Linked DNA regions of Homo sapiens: region 1 is linked to region 2. A link is a loop called in an ENCODE intact Hi-C map of the cell type or tissue named here. Cell type or tissue: gastrocnemius medialis. All regions are shown on one strand. Each heading gives the region's core, and the rest is flanking DNA. Links, peaks and the distances in the headings are about the cores only. Region 1 has its middle 68 kb from the start of SIAH1. Region 2 has its middle 9.0 kb from the start of SIAH1.

The links. Hi-C counts contacts between places; a loop is a spot of excess contacts. Peaks named below come from ENCODE experiments on the same cell type or tissue, not always from the same donor. Only the 100,000 strongest peaks of a DNase experiment are listed, where the experiment ranks them.
Region 1: it touches region 2 in a loop (5-fold over the local background); 14 of 110 quality-filtered maps call a loop at or near these places.

What each region holds. Positions count from the first base shown.
Region 1 is chr16:48,452,004-48,454,915 of GRCh38, forward strand. No RefSeq gene overlaps it. Among named protein-coding and RNA genes, the nearest start is that of SIAH1, 68 kb to the left of the region's middle. In gastrocnemius medialis, for the core only: no CTCF peak of the experiment used is centred there; a DNase peak (open chromatin) is centred at 1,568; H3K27ac peaks cover 471 bases.
Region 2 is chr16:48,392,937-48,395,848 of GRCh38, forward strand. No RefSeq gene overlaps it. Among named protein-coding and RNA genes, the nearest start is that of SIAH1, 9.0 kb to the left of the region's middle. In gastrocnemius medialis, for the core only: no CTCF peak of the experiment used is centred there; a DNase peak (open chromatin) is centred at 1,125; H3K27ac peaks cover 2,021 bases.

The DNA of each region.
Region 1 (2,912 bases), core at 175-2,674, 59 kb after region 2:
GACCAGCCTGGCCAACATGGTGAAACCCCGTCTCTACTAAAATTACAAAAATTAGCCAGGCATGGTGGCACGTGCCTGTAATCCCAGCTACTCGGGAGGCTGAGGCAGGAGAATCACTTGAACCCGGGAGGGGGAGGTTGAAGTGAGCCCAGATTTTGCCATTGCACTCCAGCCTGGGTGACAGAGCGAGACTCTGCCTCAAAAAAAAAAAAAAAAAGGAAAAGAAAAGAAAAGAAAAGAATGAGATCAAAATCATCCATAATCTCCCCTCTTGATGAGGTGGCTATTAACAGACAGTGATTAACTTTCCAGACTATAAATGAACAATGGATTTATTCATATAGTTCATTTATCTATTTATGGAGATTACATTTAATAAAATGTATATCATGGAAAACATTCTATTTTATAATTTTATGTAACTTGATAATGTATATTTACATATTGCTAACAGGATGGGATAAGAGCACACTCTAGACACAATTTGATGAACCTTATTTGGCCAAGTGGAGGATGGGTGTGTCTTCTCCTTTCCCAGATGCCAAAATCCCAGTTCTTTTATTTATAATGACAATGACTGGTGTTGAACTCCTCCTTACAACTCACTAAGTCCTCTCCAGTTATTCTCTCTTTTATTTTTTTTGAGACGGAGTCTTGCTCTGTTGCCCAGGTTGGAGTGCAGTGGCACAATCTCGGCTCACTACAACCTCTGCTTTCCGGGTTCAAGTGATTCTCCTGACTCAGCCTCCTGAGTAGCTGGGATTACAGGCACCTGCCACTATGCCCAGCTAATTATTGTATTTTTAATGGAGACAGGATTTCGCCATGTTGCCCAGGCAGGTCTCAAACTCCTGACCTCAGGTGAGCCACCTGCCTCAGCCTCCCAGCTGGGATTACAGGTGTGAACCACCGTGCCAGCCCCATTCTCTCTTTTAATCCTAACACTCACTCTGGGAGGTCAGTCTGTGTTGCCTAATTATCCTCATTTTATTGAGAAGGAAATTCAAGTTCAAAGAGGCTCCTTGACTTGCCAGCTTGATCCCGTGTCCTCCCAACCAGCCATCGCCTCCTCTTTATAGTTTGTCGGGTGCAGCCTGCATGCTCCAGGCAAGTGACTTCTCAGCACAGCCGCTGGCCTCCGGCTGAGACCTCTGGCCTCTGTGCAGGGCCAGGGATGTGGGCAGAGTCGCAGGCGGCTGCCAGGAGCCAGACTCTGCCCAGCGCCCTGGGGATCCCCTCTTGCCAGTGCCTGAAATGCCTGCTTCGTCCCTTAGCAACTGCTGGTGGCATCAACAGTAAAGGGCTGTGATCCTGTTTCAGAGCTTCTGAGGTCTTCCAAAGGTGTTTGCTCTTTCTAATCCCAATTAGATACTCCTGAGGCCAATACCAACCTTGTAGGGCACAGGCAGGGGCTGGACCACTCAGCACCCTCCCTACTCCCCAGGCCTTGGCAGGCCCTGCCCTTGCAGCTGGCCCTGAGCTCAGGGCACCCAGAGGGTAGTCTGCTCCTCCCAGGCCTTCTCCTAGGGTGTCAGGGTATGAGGTGTCAGATCTGGGGCACTCCTGACATTCTAATCCACCCGGGATTCCGGCAGATGCCAAGTCTCTGGTATCAGGGGAAATGACCTCAGAGCTTTGGATGTGGCTGGCAGGCCACTGTCCAGACTTAAAGGTCTCCCAGCAGGCACCTGTCATCTGAGCTGGGAGGTCTCTTGTCCCTCCCCTGCCTCAGACCTTCCAGAAGACAGCTGAGGCTCCTGGGAGAGAAGGTAGACTTCTAGGACAAGATGAGACCTTGGAATTTCAAAGCCCCTTTTATGAATGCTTGGTTCTCTAAAGTCCAGGCCGGGCGTGGTGGCTCATGCCTCTAATCCTAGCACTTTGGGAGGCCAAGGTGGGCAGATCACTTGAGGTCAGGAGTTTGAGACCAGCCCGGCCAACATGGTGAAACCCTGTCTCCACAAAAAACACAAAAATTACCCAGGCATGGTGGTGGGTGCCTGTAATCCCAGCTACTCAGGAGTGTGAGGCAGGAGAATCGCTTGAACCTCTGAGGTGGAGGCTGCAGTGAGCTGAGATCACGTCACTTCACTCTAGCTTGGGCAACAGAGTGAGACCCTGTCTCAAAAAATAGATATCTATATCTCTATACATAGATGTATGTAATAAAGGCTGAAAACACAGCTTTCCTCTTGGGCCAGTGGAGGAGAAGTGAACTGCCGTGTACTGCATGGGCTTGGGGGCCCTGAGGAAGACCCTCTCTTGCTCCCAGGTATTTATCACTACACTGCACAGTGGATGGAAAGTGAAATTAGGACCACTCTTCACGCTGCCACTCGCCGTGGCCTTCACCTCCTTCCCTTCCCTCAAACCTGTGAGGAGTGCGGAACTGCTCCATCACGTCCATTTTCACACATGAGGAATCCCAGGTTTGGAAAGGTTATTTGTGATTCATCCCAAGCCAGGGACCAAAACTGGTCAGGGCAGAGCTCAATCCCAAAGGCAGGTTTTCCGTTTCCACCATAACCCAAAGCATTCAAGCCATTCTCCAGCCATGCTCCTTTCATAAAGGAGTCACACGCACGTAAGCGTGTTCATTTGGAAATTCTTTGATGGAGCTATTTATGTGCCCATTCATCACCAATATTTATTTTTTTAATTAATTACTATTTTTTTTTTTTTTTGAGACAGAGTCTTGCTGCGATGCCCAGGCTGGAGTGCTGTGGTGCGATCTCGGCTCACTGCAACCTCCGCCTCCCTGATTCGTGATCCTCTTACCTCAGCCTCCTGAGTAGCTGGGATTACAGGCACCCGCCACCATGTCTGGCTAATTTTTGTATTTTTCAGTAGAGACGGGGTTTCACCATATTGGCCAGGCTGGTCTGGAACTCCTGACTTCAAGTGATCCGCCC
Region 2 (2,912 bases), core at 126-2,625:
TGTCCCTACACAGTTAAGCAACTGATTCTTAATAACTGTCTGTACTGATTGTGGTAATCAATAAGAAACAGTTTCTCCCAGTTCATTCATTTCTTTTTTTTTTTTTTTTTTTTTTGAGATGGAGTCTCACTCTGTTGCCCAGGCTGGAGTGCAGTGGCCCGATCTTGGCTCACTGCAACCTTGGCCTCCCAGGTTCTAGTGATTCTCCTGCCTCAGCTTCCTGAGTAGCTGGGACTACAGGCACCCATCGCCACACCCAGCTAATTTTTGTGTCTTTAGTAGAGACAGGGTTTCGCCATGGTGGCCAGGCCAGTCTCCAACTCCTGACCTCAGGTGATCCACCTGCCTTGGCCTCCCAAAGTGTTGGGATTACAGGCGTGAGCCACTGCCCCCAGCCTTTCTTTTTTTTTATTTAGAAACAAAGTCTCACTCTGTTGCTCAGGCTGGACTCAAACTCACTGGCTCAAGTGATACTCCTGCCTCATCCTCCCTAAATGCTGGGATTATAGGCATGAGCCACCACACCCAGCCTCCAGTTCATTTCTTAATCAAGAGACATACTGATTAACCCAACTGACTTTCCAGCATGTACACTGTATATCTGTATTCATAGACACATTTCTCTTTTCTTCCTCTTAATAAAAATGTAGCTCTCAAAGATATCCTGAAAATAGTGCTCAGGCTTGCAACATTACAGCTTTAATGAGCCAAGAACTCTATTTTTTCCCTATTACACAGAACAATAATTCTCAACAGCTTAAATTTTCAAAGCACTTCACAGGCATTTAATTAATCCTCTCCATTGCCAGAGAGAAGGAAACTGATATTCATAGCATCTCATCCTGACATCCTTTAATTTGGCAAGACTTCTGCTGGCTTTGAAAAACAGTGTCTGAACCACTGAGGTTATTTGGGCCACCGTTGCTTAATCGGGCCTTCTTACCTAATGAAACCTGGTCATCAAAGCAGTTTAAATTGCCATCTCATCAGCGCTTTACACGGGGCAGGGGGAGCTGCTTTGAGCCTGGAAGAGAAATGACAGTGATTCCCTCAGAGAAATGACAAAGCTCATCTGTGCGGAGCCTGTGAGATGAAGCTTGTGATTAAGGCCTATTGCCAATTGCATCAGAGCCTGATTCACTCGGTGTAACTGGGGCACGATGTGTATCGCGAGGCCCTTCTCAGAACCCTGCTCTCCTGAGGCCCGGAGAGAATCAGCAGTTGAATTTCACTGTGTTCTTTGCTGAGCCTCTCCTGTGTGTGGGAAGCTCTAAGAAGCCCTACTTTTCTCTCTTTTCAGACCTGCTTCCTGCGGAAGGCATAACTAAGACAGACTAGTCATGCCACCTCAATCACCAAACAGGATTCTCCTCCAGCTGTGCCCCAGAGGCACAGCCTTTCCCTTCACTGCCTCCCAACACCCCCATCCAGACCTACTCCATTTGTTTTTTATTTTGGTGGGGGGTGGGGGACAATACTTCATTCCGTTAACTAGAACGAGTAACGCACCAGACCCATTCCATTTACTGCAATTTCAACTAGCCAATCTCTTCCCACTTCATTATGTCAGTTACACAGTGGCCGGAGTGACGTCATACCCTGTGTTCAATTCCAAGAAACAACCTCGAGAGATGCTTCCTGAGTGCTTGCTATATGCCAGGCACTGAGGGATCCTGAGTGAAGGCCCCACACCTCAAGAAGCTTGGTTTGAAGTAAGATAAATAGCAAAAAATAACTAGACTATAAGTACAATGATGGAGGCACAAACAAGCTATTACTGAGAGAACAGGGCACAAGGAGAAGGGAGAGAGAAGGGAAAATACCATTTATGAGGGGTAGGGAAGAATCATTGAATATTTTCTTTTTTTTTTTGAGACAAGCTCTTGCTCTGTCGCCCAGGCTGGAGTGCAATGGCATAATCTTGGCCCACTGCAACCTCCGCCTTCTGGGTTCAAGTGCTTCTCGTGCCTCAGCTTCCCAAGTAGCTGGGATTACAGGCATGTGCCGTGACTCCTGGCCAATTTTTGTATTTTTTATAGAGATGGGGGTTTCGCTATGTTGGCCAGGCTGGTCTCGAACTCCTGACCTCAAGTGATCTGCCTGCATCGGTCTCCCAGAGTGCTGGGATTACAGGCACGAGCCACCGTGCCTGGCCGTAGAATTTTTAAGAGGTGGCATTTGATATGGCCCTTCGAGGATGTGCTTTTGTTTCTTTTTATTATTTTTCAAATTTTAAATTCTTTTTTTGAGACAGGGTCTTGCTTTGACATCTAGGCTGGAGTGCAGTGGCACTGTCTCAGCCCATTGTAACCTCTGCCTCCAGGGCTCAAGAGACTCTCTTACCTCAGCCTCCGAGTTGCTGAGATTACAGGCATGCGCCACCACGCATGGCTAATTTTTCTGTTTTTGGTGGAGACAGGGTTTTGCCATGTTACCCAGGCTGGTCTAGAACTCCTGACCTCAAGCGATCCTCTTGCCTCAGCCTCCCAAAGTGCTGGATTACAGGAATGAGCCACTGTGCCCAGGCAGGATATGCTTTTAATGAGCACAACGGGAGGGTGTATTCTAGACAGAGGAACTAGGCAATGTGCAGGGTCTGTGTTTGGGGAAATGGAAGCCCGCTTTCACTGGGGCCTGGAGGAGACACTGCTGGACAGCTAGGTTGAACCAGACTGTAGGGTTTTATGCACAGTAAACATTTATGACTGCATTGCTCAACTTGGTTATTGTTGAGCCACTGTTAGACTATTCTATTGGCCCACAAATCATTTGTACTCTCCTTTACTTCATATTATTCTTAGCTATTGTTCTGTTTAAATTAAAAGAACACTCTATAGAGCCCGGCCTTACATGTTTAAATGGTTGGAAAAAATCAAAAGAAGAATATTTCGTGACACATGAAAATTATGGAG